Regions from separate parts of the Homo sapiens genome. Here regions 2 and 3 are each linked to region 1. Evidence: read pairs that join two places in POLR2A ChIA-PET (ENCODE). Cell type or tissue: PC-9. All regions are shown on one strand.

What was found. Peaks named below come from ENCODE experiments on the same cell type or tissue, not always from the same donor. Only the 100,000 strongest peaks of a DNase experiment are listed, where the experiment ranks them.
Region 2: POLR2A ChIA-PET joins it to region 1 with 10 read pairs; 3 of 35 experiments call an interaction of 5 or more read pairs at or near these places.
Region 3: POLR2A ChIA-PET joins it to region 1 with 11 read pairs; 8 of 35 experiments call an interaction of 5 or more read pairs at or near these places.

Annotation. Positions count from the first base shown.
Region 1 is chr16:22,230,734-22,234,733 of GRCh38, forward strand. The region is part of intron 2 of EEF2K (eukaryotic elongation factor 2 kinase); the gene reads left to right. Among named protein-coding and RNA genes, the nearest start is that of EEF2K, 26 kb to the left of the region's middle. In PC-9, no CTCF peak of the experiment used is centred here; DNase peaks (open chromatin) are centred at 1,928 and 2,228; H3K4me3 peaks cover 867 bases; H3K27ac peaks cover 2,513 bases.
Region 2 is chr16:22,325,486-22,329,485 of GRCh38, forward strand. POLR3E (RNA polymerase III subunit E) reads left to right here. Exons shown (of 21, transcript NM_018119.4): 18 at 276-793; 19 at 3,025-3,102. Among named protein-coding and RNA genes, the nearest start is that of POLR3E, 30 kb to the left of the region's middle. In PC-9, no CTCF peak of the experiment used is centred here; no DNase peak of the experiment used is centred here.
Region 3 is chr16:22,005,710-22,009,709 of GRCh38, forward strand. MOSMO (modulator of smoothened) reads left to right here and starts at 2,402. Exons shown (of 3, transcript NM_001164579.2): 1 at 2,402-2,698. The coding sequence starts at 2,593. RefSeq lists a silencer at 2,194-2,433. In PC-9, no CTCF peak of the experiment used is centred here; a DNase peak (open chromatin) is centred at 1,912; H3K4me3 peaks cover 2,596 bases; H3K27ac peaks cover 649 bases.

The sequences.
Region 1 (4,000 bases):
CAGGCTAGTCCAAAGATGAAGATGATTCTATGTGATTTGACCTTTTTTGTTGTTGTTATTGTTTTACATTTTTTTGTAGAGAGAGGGTCTCATACTATGTTGCTTAGGCTGGTCTTGAACTCCTGGGCTCAAACAATCATCCCACTTCAGCTTCCCAAAGGGGGATTACAGGAGTGAGCCACCACGCCTGGCCATGATTTCACTCTAAAACAGTGCCTACTATTACATATAGTATGTGTGTGTGCAAATCCATAAAGAGCCTTTGGCACAAGCCTGGTCCATAATAAAGTCAAAAAATGTTAGCATTTTTATATATGTAGTTAAGTTAAAAAGCAAGTTGAAATATAGTATGATGCTTTTTTTTTTCTTTTCTGAGACAGAGTCTTGCTCCATCACCCAGGCTGGAGTGCAGTGGTGCAATCTCGGCTCACTGCAACCTCTGCTTCCCAGGTTGAAGCAATTCTCCTGCCTCAGCCTTCCGAATAGCTGGGATTACAGCCGCCCGCCACCACGCCTTGCTAATTTTTTATTTGTTTATTTATTTATTTATTTTTTGTATATTTAGTAGAGACGGGGGTTTCACCACGTTGGCCAGGCTGGTCTTGAACTCCTGACCTCGTGATCCACCCACCTCGACCTCCCAAAGTGCTGGGATTACAGGCATGAGCCACCACGCCCGACCTGATCCTATTTTTATTAAAAATGTATATACATATATATTGGTATCTGCATAGCAAAAACCATTTGAAGGGGAAGTTTGCACCCAGCAGTTAGTGGCAGTTCTCTCTATGGGAGAGGTACCATTAAAGGGGGGCTTTGTATATTTTTTAAACATTTTAAACTTTTAAAGTTACACATATGTATCACTTATGTGGAGAAAAAGATGTTGTTAAGAAAAATAAAGTAAAATAACCAGGTAACTTCCTCTTCCTCAAATACATTGATAAATACCCCCTCCTCAAAACTCATCACTTCTGGCCGGGCACGGTGGCTCACACCTGTAATCCCAGCACTTTGGGAGGCTGGGGCAGGTGGATCACGAGGTCAGGAGTTTGAGACCAGCCTGACCTACATGGTGATACCCTGTCACTACTAAAAATACAAAAATTAGCCAGGCATGGTGGCACATGCCTGTAATCCCAGCTACTCAGGAGGCTGAGCCAGGAGAATCACTTGAACCTGGGAGGCTGAGGTTGCAGTGAGCCAAGATCGCGCCATTGCACTCCAGCCTGGGCAACGAGAGCGAAACTCTGTCTTAAACAAACAAAAAAAAAAAAAAAAAAAAAAGCTTCATCACCAGGATGGGAGTGTCTTCTAGGTCCCTCCGCTCCAGGACCTTTCTAGGCTCTGTTCATCCCCTCCACTCACACACATCTGGAAGCTCCTGGAATGGGCTTCCCTTTTTCACACCTCTGCCTTATAAAATTTCTTTCAACTGATGTCCTGGTCTATCAAAATTACAGTTCTGCCTCCTTCAGAACCCAGCTTTAATTTTTATTTTTTTAATTTTAAAGACAAGGTCTTGCTGTGTTGCCCAGGCTGGAGTACAGTGGCATGATCATAACTCACTGCAGCCTCTAACTCCTGGGCTTGAGCGATCCTCCCACCTCAGCCTCCTGAGTAGCTGAGACCACAGGCGTGCACCACCACACTTGGCCAACTTCTTAATTTTTTTTTGGAACGATGGGGTCTCATTACGTTGCCCAGGCTGGTCTTGAACTCCTGGCCTCAAGCAGTCCTCCTGCCTCAGCTTCCCAAAGTGTTGGGATTACAAGCATAAGCGATTGAGCCTGGCCCAGAGCCCAGATTGAAGACAACCTTTCCAGGCTTTCTGCTCTGCCTTCCGTGGGGCTCTTAGCAGACCTTTATGTGTGTGAGTCATTCTCCAGTGTCGTTCTTTGTTTGAGTCAGCACCTGACTGCAAGAGTAGGGTTGTGTCTGATGCGACCTCCATTCCCTTGGTCCTGCGTAGTAGGACTTGATAAAATGTTTGACTGTGTGTGGACGGGAGTTGGCACTTCATTGCTTACTTTCTAGGTTATCGAAAGCAGGCTCTGTTGGGTTAGTGTTGCCAGGGGTGGCTTCAGAGGGAGACAACAGCTCAGCTTTCCAACCTTTGTTCCCTCAGCATCCCATAAACCTAAGTGGTTTTTTTTTTAACGCACTGTGACCTGGAAACTTGGATTGTTTAACCAAAATGGCCCGCTGGCCTCCCTCCAAGGAACACACCCAGCAGGTATTGGGTGTGGATTGTGAAAGGTCAGATTCTATCGCTGTCAAGCCCAGCCTTCTGCCCAAGCTCCCGTGGAGACGTGGCAGAACCATTCAGGGGGCCGCCCTCTCCATAGAATATCAGGCAGTCATCCAAAGATGTTTATAGAGTTTATGATAACGTGGGAAAGTGCCTCTGCTCCAGAGTTAAATCTAAAAAGAATACAGCATGATTATAGCTCTGTGAAACTCGCACGTACACATACAGCCAAGGCCTGAGGGGAAGCACATCACCAGGGCAGCAGGAATTGTCTTTGGATTGGATTAGGAGGGACTGTGTTCCTTTTCTCCTTCTCTGTCATTTCTACATTTTCTAGAATAAGCATAGGGAGCAAATACATGTTTTTAATTTGTTATTAAGGTGGGAAATTTTATTTTTAAATATTATTTTCAGCCAGGTGCACTGGCTCATGTCTGTAATCCTAGGACTTTTGGCGGCCGAGGCAGGTAGATCACTTGAGGTCAGGAGTTCGAGACCACCCTGGCCAACATGGTGAAACCCCGTCTCTACTAAAAATACAAAAAAAAAAAAAATAGCCGGGCATGGAGGTGGGCACCTATAATCCCAGCTACTCCACAGGCTGAGGCAGGAGAATCACTTGAACCTGGGAGGCAGAGGCTGCAGTGAGAGATTGCACCACTGCCCTTTAGCCTAGGCAACAGAGCGAGACCCTCTCCCCTGCCCCCTGGCAAAAAAATATTTTCCTGATCTGAGAATATCTCAGAGCTCATTCCACATCAATACACATAGATCACCTTATTTAAAAAAATTTCTTTTGAGATAGGGTTGCCCAGGCAGAAGTGCAGTGGTGTGATCATAGCTCACTGCATTGAAATCCTGGGCTCAAGTGATCCTCCCACCTCAGCCTCCCGAGTAGCTGGGACCACAGGCATGCACCACCATGCCCAGCCTGTTGTTGGTTATTTAATGGCTGAATATCATTTCATTGTTGGAAGCACCATAATAAATGTAGCCAGCCCCTCCTTGTAGGGTATGTAGGTTATTTCCAGTCTTGTCCTGCCACAAACAGCACTTCCTTGTGCATGTGTCTTTGCACCCATGAATGGGCGTGCCCACCAGAGGACCCCCCCCAGAGGTGAACTGGCTAGGCAAAACGTTTGTGTGTTTAAACTGGGATAGGTGTTGTCGGTTGCTCCTCAAAGAGGTTACACCATCGTGTGTGCCCCCCATGATGGGTGGGTACACCTGCTTCCCATGCCCTTATTTGGCCAACTTTGGTGATTACACTCATACTTGTAACCCACTGAGGGCAGCTCTAACAGCATGATCAAAGAATAATGATTGCCTTGGGAGGCCGAGGCTGGTGGATCACCTGAGGTCAGGAGTTGGAGACCAGCCTGACCAATATGGTGAAACTTCATCTCTACTAAAAATACAAAAATTATCTGGGCGTGGTGGTGTGAGACTGTAGTCCCAGCTACTCAGGAGGCTGAGGCAGGGGAATCACTTGAACCCGGGAGGCGGAGGTTGCAGTGAGCCAAGATCGCACCACTGCACTCCAGCCTGGGCAACAGGAAAAAAAAAAAAAAATTTTAGCAGTTTTTGGAAATATAATTCACATGCCATACAATTTACCCATTTAAAATGTACTATTCAAAGCCTTTGAGTATATTCATAAAATTATGCATCCATCACCACAACCACTTTTAGAACATTTTACCCAAAAACTAAATTCTATACCCCTTAGCCATCACGCTCTAATATACA
Region 2 (4,000 bases), 95 kb after region 1:
TCTGGGTTCCAGGTCTCTGAGGCTCACTCACCCTCTTGGGTCAACAAGCGGGCCCGGAAGAGCTGCTGGGGGGAGGAACTCAGCAGCACCCTTCCCCGCATGACTCTCGGCACGCTGGGACGGTTCTCTCTTCCACTGATGGGGTGGCTGATTTTCGAGAAAGGTTGGGGATGAGACCAGGACGGGACCACTTGCTGCAGCCCCGCGGTCCCCTGCTGGGCTTTTGGCTTCAGATCCCTGTGCCCTCCTGAGCAGTGCTGCCTCCCTCCCCGCAGGGCCTGCCGGGCTGGTCTGTGGGGACCAGCGGATCCAAGTAGCCAAAACCAAGGCCCAGCAGAACCACGCGTTGCTGGAGCGGGAGCTGCAGCGGCGGAAGGAGCAGCTGCGGGTGCCTGCGGTCCCGCCCGGTGTGCGGATCAAGGAGGAGCCCGTGAGCGAGGAGGGCGAGGAGGACGAGGAGCAGGAGGCGGAGGAGGAGCCCATGGACACTTCCCCCAGCGGCCTCCACAGCAAGCTGGCCAACGGGCTGCCTCTCGGGCGGGCTGCGGGCACAGACAGCTTCAACGGGCACCCGCCCCAGGGCTGCGCCAGCACCCCTGTGGCTCGGGAACTGAAGGCCTTCGTGGAGGCCACCTTTCAGAGACAGTTTGTGCTCACGCTGAGCGAACTCAAGCGCCTCTTCAATCTGCACTTGGCCAGCCTGCCCCCCGGCCACACACTCTTCAGCGGCATCTCGGACCGCATGCTACAGGACACGGTGCTGGCCGCCGGTTGCAAGCAGATACTGGTGCCTGTAAGTAGAGCCCTGCCTGCCAGGGGCATGGGGGGTGGGGGGTGGGGAGAACCAGCTGTTGGGAGGCCACGTGGGGACACGGGAGGCCATGCTTGGTGAGCATCTGCTCTCACGTGGGCCTAGGTGTGACATGGGCAAGTCAGCCTCTCTGAGGCTCTATTCTCATGAAATGGGATCATGTTGGGTTTTATGTCACAGGACTGTGGTAGGGGCTAAATACGGTGTCTGAAGGCCCGGCCTATTGCCTGGCCTGCAGCAGGGCCTAGTGAAACAGGGCCCCTGCCTGGTTTCTCACCCTGTCCCCCACCAAGAACACCTGTTTCCTACTAGCTTTGCCATTGTTTGGAATGATTTAACTTCTAAGATCGTTTGATCTTCTTTGCAATCTGCAGATGAAGAAACTGAGGCTCCAAGGAATGAAATGTACGTTTAAAGGTCACTACCTAGGAGGTAGTAGAGCTGGAATTTGGACCTCAGTATAGTGGCCTGGAGTTTTGAATCCTTTCTGCTCAGCTAAGATGAGCTGCTTCCCCACAGCTGCGCCACGCCCCAGCTTGGGCCTGGGTCCTGGCGGCCTCCCTGTGCATCAGAAGCAAGCTGACCAGCTCAGCGCTGTGCTCTCAGCACTTCCAGTGCCAGGCCTTGAGTGTGGTATTGCAAGCCTCCTGCCCCTTCCCCCTGGGCTGCTTTTCTGTCACTGGGAGGGGCCCTGACGGGGGAGCAGAGTGCTTGCTGGGGACCGTTTCCCTGCGCTGAGGATAGAGAGCGCCAGGTGCTGCCTGAGGCACGCCTTTCCCGTGCTCCTTTTCCACAAGGCTCTGCCCAGACCTGGCAGCAAAATGGGGTGAGGTGGGGCTGTGGTGGTCTCTAAGAAAGCATTGATGTTTTCATTGCCAAGGTCAGGAGCGGGCCTGCAGCCTTGGGTGATGATCTGAGGCCAAGGCCCATCCCTGTGTATGAGGAATAGAAACTAGGACAGGAGGCCTTGTGGAGCCTAGGCTGTCTCAGGGGATCGGCCCTGCTGGCAGGCAGCCCCCTGTGGGAGGTACTGGCAGAGTTCGGAGCTCCTGCCCACCCAGCACATGGGTCTGGGTCTCCACAAGCTCACCTTTCTTCATGAGCTGGGCCAGGACAGGCAGGACACCTGCCTGACATTAGTTGTTTTGGGCCGCTGGAGTGGACAGAGGTGAGGGGTGGGACATGGCCACCCTCAGACACCCTCACCCCTCCTTCCGGACCCCCTCTGTCCATGTTGCTTTGGGGTGGGGCCAGCGTCTCCAGGAGACACCATGGCCCTAACTGTAATGCTCTCCTTGCCATCCTGACAAGGAGACTGTATTGTAGTCACATCCAAGACGTAAGAGACCTCCGATCCCAGCCACCTCTGTGTTGTACATGAGGGAGCTGAGGTCCAGGGCAAGTGAATAGATCGAGAACTTGACTTGAACTCCTGGTTCTGCTGCTTATTAGCTGTGTGACCATGGACAGTGAGCAAACCTCTCTGAGCTTACTTTTCCCCATGTACTACCTCCCCAGTTTCTAATGCTCAAATGCAAATGTGTATTGGAGGCCTCACAGGGCTTTTACTGGTAGTAACCATTATTGCTACTTGTGTGATGGAACCAGGACTGGAAACTACCATCCCAGATGCCCCCTCCCCTGTCCCCTTCTCTCCAGGACCCAGGCCTGTGTCACACTTGTCCTGGTCTACCTTTGGACCAAGTGGCCTGGATTGCTTGGGAGTCAGGCAGTGCCTCTAACCCACACTGACATGGTACATGTGGGAAGCAGTTGAAAAGAACCCCCAGGGTACCCCAAGAGTTATGGGGAAGGGGGCGCCCCTCCATCAGGGTTGGCATCTTCAGGAGGGAGGACTCTGGGTGTTAAAGCACAGTTGAGTTGGTGCCAGGCTGATGGGAAACAGACGCAGCTTCCCCACTGTACGGAGGATATCTGCAGACTCGAAGCCGGGCATTTCACTGGGCCCATCACACTCCCCCTCTCGCTGAAGCCCTGTCAGGCCCTGGGGGGTGTGCTGGCCTCCTCCCCATGGTGAGGTGAGAGGCACAGGTTTGTGGCTGCCCAAGGCCCTCAGAGATGGTGAGTAGCAGAAGCTGGGATTGGAACCCATGTTCCTGCATCTGGGCTGGGGCAGACAGGGAGGGATGAGGCAAGCAAATGGATCCATGGGGTAGAGATGGACAAGCAACTCACCCCTGGGCCTTGGTCAGTTTCCCCCCCAGACTGCTGCTTCCCCGGATGAGCAGAAGGTGTTTGCCCTCTGGGAGTCTGGAGACATGAGTGATCAGGTGAGGTGAACTTTGCTGCCATCTTCCCGAAGAGCCAGGGGGGTTTCCTGCAGCGTTGGAGGCCTTGGGGGACATGTGCACCCAAAGTGCAGCCACACATTTCAGATTTTCTGGCACACTCGGTTTTAAATATCCTGCTCCAACTCTGTACGCTAACAAAATAAGCTGTATGTGCCAATAGTTTGAACCTAAACCAGTGGTTCCCAGATGCCAGTCTGTGAGCCAGCTCCATCAGAATCATCTTTTAAAAAATACAGGCTGGGCGTAGTGGCTCACGCCTGTAATCCCAGCACTTTGGGAGGCCAAGGTGGGTGGATCACCTGAGGTTGGGAGTTTGACACCAGCCTGACCAATATGGTGAAACCCCATCTCTACTAAAAATGCCCATAGTCGTGGGAGGCTGAGACAGAATTGCTTGAACCTGGGAGAGAGAGGTTGCAGTGAACCGAGATTGCACCACTGCACTCCAGACTGGGCGACAGAGCAAGACTGTGTCTCAGAAAGAAAAAAAAAAAAAACATAGATTCAGTTCTGTTCAGTAGGTATGCGGTACTGTCCTAGGTATCTGAATTTCTGTAAAGCTTCCTGAGCAACTCTGATCCAGCCAGGCTTATAGAGCACTGGTGAAGCACATTTCTCAGGCGGCCTCTGGCAGCAGGAATCAAAAGGATTCCTTGTCAGATGTCAGGTCCTGGACTTTTAGGTTAAAGAAATTGGTCATTTTGCCTCTAGTCATACTGTGATGGGGAGGGTCACAGGTGTCCAGTGCCCAGAAATGTGAGTGGAAGCAGCAGCGCCTTGCGTGTGTGTGGTGTAGTCATGGACCCTGCATCCCAGCTTTTCTTAGGCCGTGAACGTACCTAATTTGATGGTCGAAACGCCAGTCGGTCTGACCGTG
Region 3 (4,000 bases), 230 kb before region 1:
GAAATCTGTAAACAGTTTGGCCCCTGCCAACCCCACCTCCCATTCTGGATGGTAGGAAGGTTTGGGATAGGTGACTATTCTCTGTACTGATGTGCAGCCATTAGTATGATAAAAATGTTTTAAATTCTTTTAACTCAATACTGGTTGTTCTTGTGCTTTAATCTTAGACCCAGAACCATTTGTAAAGGGTAAAAGGAAGAACTGTATTATTTATTTATTTTATTTATTAGAGACAGGGGTCTCACTGTGTTGTCCAGGCTGGTCTTGAACTGCTGGACTCAAGTGATCCTCCCACCTCAGCTTCTGGAGTAGCTGGGATTATAGGTGCAAACCACCACGCTTGGCTACTTGTATTTATTGTAAACACAAGAACCCAATCATCATCATTCTATTCAGCTGGAGTTAGAATATGTGCAAACTGTTCAAACATTCAGCCCTAGGATTCTTCTAAGCTGGCCAGTAGAGAACATCAGTGGATATTATCTGGGAATTTAGTCCTGTATAGTTACAGTTTCTTCTATCACTGGGCAATAGAAAACCCCAACAAGAAGCCAAATATGACTCAATTAAATTTCTCCAGTACTTATTTAAAAAAAGAAGAAAAGAAAAAAGAAACTGAAGACTATTGCAGTAATGTGATATGCATTATATCTGGATCCTTGGAGTATATGAATTATCTTGTGTCAATTTCTGTGGCAGAGGAAAAATAAATTGTATAATAACAAAAAAAAAAAACCTTTCCCCCAAGAGACCAATGTTTGGACAGAAAAGTCAATATAGACCAGCAATCAAACCCTTCCTTCTCCCAGCTATGTAGTGACACTGATACTCTGTTGCACATTTCTGCAAGGCTGTTGGATTTGGTGGAATTTGAAACCTCCTGAATTTTGTGGACATGTAAGCATTCCAAAAATAGAGACAGATGTCACTCTTCTAGGTCCTTCTAGAGACGACCTATGTGGCATTTAAGGAGAAAATGAGTGTTTCATCTCCATCTGCTGCACGGAGTACCATTAGGGAGAGCTGGATCAAACGTCAGGGTTAGTGGTGATTCGGCCCATGAGCTGTGGAAGAAAAGAAAACCTCCACCATAGCATATGCTGACAAATTATGCAAATGCCTTATTTTCCTGTTTATTCATCCAACTTAAGACGCTGCACACACAACTCAGTAAACGGGATCATAACACCTGGTTGCTCAGGTCAAAAACTTATTCTTGAGTTCTCTTTCAACTCCTTCCCCATTATCAGCAGGTCCTTCCCTCTATCTACAAAACATCCAAATCTGTCCATTCCTCTCCATCTTCACTACTCTCACCCTAGCCAAAGCTACACTTCTCTCTCGTGGACTACTTGGCCTCTTAACTGGCGTCCCTGTTGTCATCTTTGCCTTTCCCCCATACAAGCTACACTATGGATCTTCACAGATTAAGTAAGATCATGGGATTCTGCAAACACCCTCCATTGCCTTCTCATTGCACTCAGAACAAAATCCAAGGCCCCCAAAGCCCTACACCTAGCCTCTGCCTACCTCTTGTCATACTACTCTCCTGCCACACAGGCCATTTTGCAATTCCTTGGACACGCTGATCTCTTTCTGCCCCCCTCCCCTAATGATCTTTGCATTGGCTGTTCCCTCTGTCTGGTCTTGCGCCAGGTCTTCAAAGTGCAGATCTTTACGATCGTGATGGTCTCAGCGGAAATGCATCCTTCCCTATCGCAGGTATCGCTCCGACTCCCATCACACTGACCTCCATTGAATTCAGGGATCTGCACCTGAAATTATCTTTATTTTACAGATAGGTTCTTAATGTGTTTCTGTCTCTTCCCACCAGAACGTGAGCTCCCCAAGAGCGGGCGCCTTGCCTCTGTCCACTCCAGCACCTCTGCACCTACAACGTCTGACGAAGAGGGGTTGTCGAAAGCTATTTGCTAAATGGGGCAATCCTGGGAGCTGACGGCCGCGGAACGGGCAATGAGAATACAAGGTGACAGGGACCGCGCGGGGCCCGGAGTCGCTCGGCGGGAGTCGGGGCCCGCCTCCTGCTGGAAGACGGGCAGCTCCCCACTCTCATTCCAGTTTTGCTTCTGAGGGGCTCAGGAGGGGCCGCAGCCTGTGCCCAGTCATCAACATCAACAATCTTATTAGTGGGCAGAAAGCCAAGAGGTGGCGTGGCCTGCCAGAAGAGACCGGGACCCGGGCAGGGACCGGAGCCGGGCCGGTCGGGTCCGGGTCCAGAACGTAGAGGCGGGCGGTGCGGGGAGGGGCCCAGGGCGGCCGGCCGAGCCGGGAGGACGGAGCTGGGGCGCGGCGGCTGGGGAGCCGGGACCGGCCTCGCCAACGCCGCGGCTTCGCTTCCGGGTGAGGGGCGGGCGGGCCGAGCAGTTCCGGGGCGGGCGGCGGTTCCGTCTGTGCGGGCCGCGCCGCGGCTGCTGGTCCCGGGCGCGCGGAGGGCGCGAGCGGCGCGCGGGGGCCGAGGGGGCGCGAGGCAGCGGCGCGGGGACTCCGGGCCCCGGCGGCGGCCCATGGGGCGGGAGGCGTGAGGCCGCTGCCTGTCCGGGGCTCGGGGGGTGGGGGGAGCGGGGCGGGGAGATGGATAAACTGACCATCATCTCAGGATGTCTCTTTCTGGCCGCCGATATCTTCGCCATCGCCAGCATCGCCAACCCGGACTGGATCAACACCGGGGAGTCTGCGGGTGAGCCGCTGGCGCGCCGGGCCGGGCGGGGGATTGGCTGAGGGCGACGCGAGAGAGGGGAGACCCGGACTGAGGAGAGGACGGGGTGGAGGGTCCCGGCCGGAGGCTAGCCTGAGGAGACCGGGGGCGGAGGGGAGACCCGGGCCGCGGAGGAAAGGGATGGAGGAGAGGAAGCCGCCGGGCGCCAGCGGGACCCCCGGGCTGAGGGGAGAGGCGCCCCAGGCCGGGTGAAAAGTGGCCGAGGAGACCTGGGCTGGGCTGGCAAGTCCCGGACCGGGGAGGAGGGGAGCAGCCCTCCGATGTGAGGGATCGCAGAGGAATGAGCTTCGTTCTGGATTAAAAAAAAAAAAAAAAAAGTCAAGGTGGGAGACGGGAGGAAACTGAGGCTCCTGCAAGGGAATTAGAAACCAGGCGGAGAGGCTAGGGCTGAGAGTGAGGCAGCCTGCGGGGCAGTGCGGGAGCCACTAGAGAGCTGGTGGGCGAGGGGAGGCCGAGAGGGATCAGGTCCGACCCCAGACCCTCCACCACCAGAGGAAGCTGCGGCCGGGGGCGAGCCCGGGCTGCGGGCGCTGACCCCACCAGGCAGGGTGAATGGTGGGTGCTGGGAGAGCTGGTGGGGTTGGTGGGAGTGGGGGGCGCCGGATTGGAGCCCCTCTGCACCGCCGCCCCCGCCCATCCCCTGCCCGCTTGGCAATGTTTGAGAAGCTTGTGGCTTCGGATTTTCCCTTTGAAGTGTGTATGTGGTTATAATTCTGCTTTATTTTAGGCCCGGGAGCTATAATACTACTAATAATAAACCTCATTTTATGGAGCGTCTTTCATTCCAGCGCATCACAAAAACGCTGGAGAGCTCTTAATAGTAGTTACAAAATTAAATAACACATTACAGTTGCAGGCAGCCCGGCAGCGGGAGCAGTGCTTGCTGTACCACCACGGAGCTGTGGGCGGGAGAGGCAAGGTGGTGCCCTCGGGAAAGAGGCGGGCATCTTTCTGAAGGGTACCCCAGGTGAATGCGCTTCCAAGATTTTTCTCAGCTTGGGCCACTTCTTTCCCTGTTACCTCTTCTCCCTCCCCTCTTCCCCCGCCTCTCTTTCTCCCTCTCTCCCAGACCTGTGAGACCAAACCTTAATTAATGTAAACAGCTGTCAGGAGAGCTGCTCCGATTTAAGGAATGGTCTTGTTTTTTAACTGCTTGTTCAGTGCAGGTGAAGGAACTTTTGGAGGGTTGGGAATGTCAAGCTCCCTCCATGGATAATTTCTTATAAAAATGCGGCCGGGCGCGGTGGCTCACGCCTGTAATCC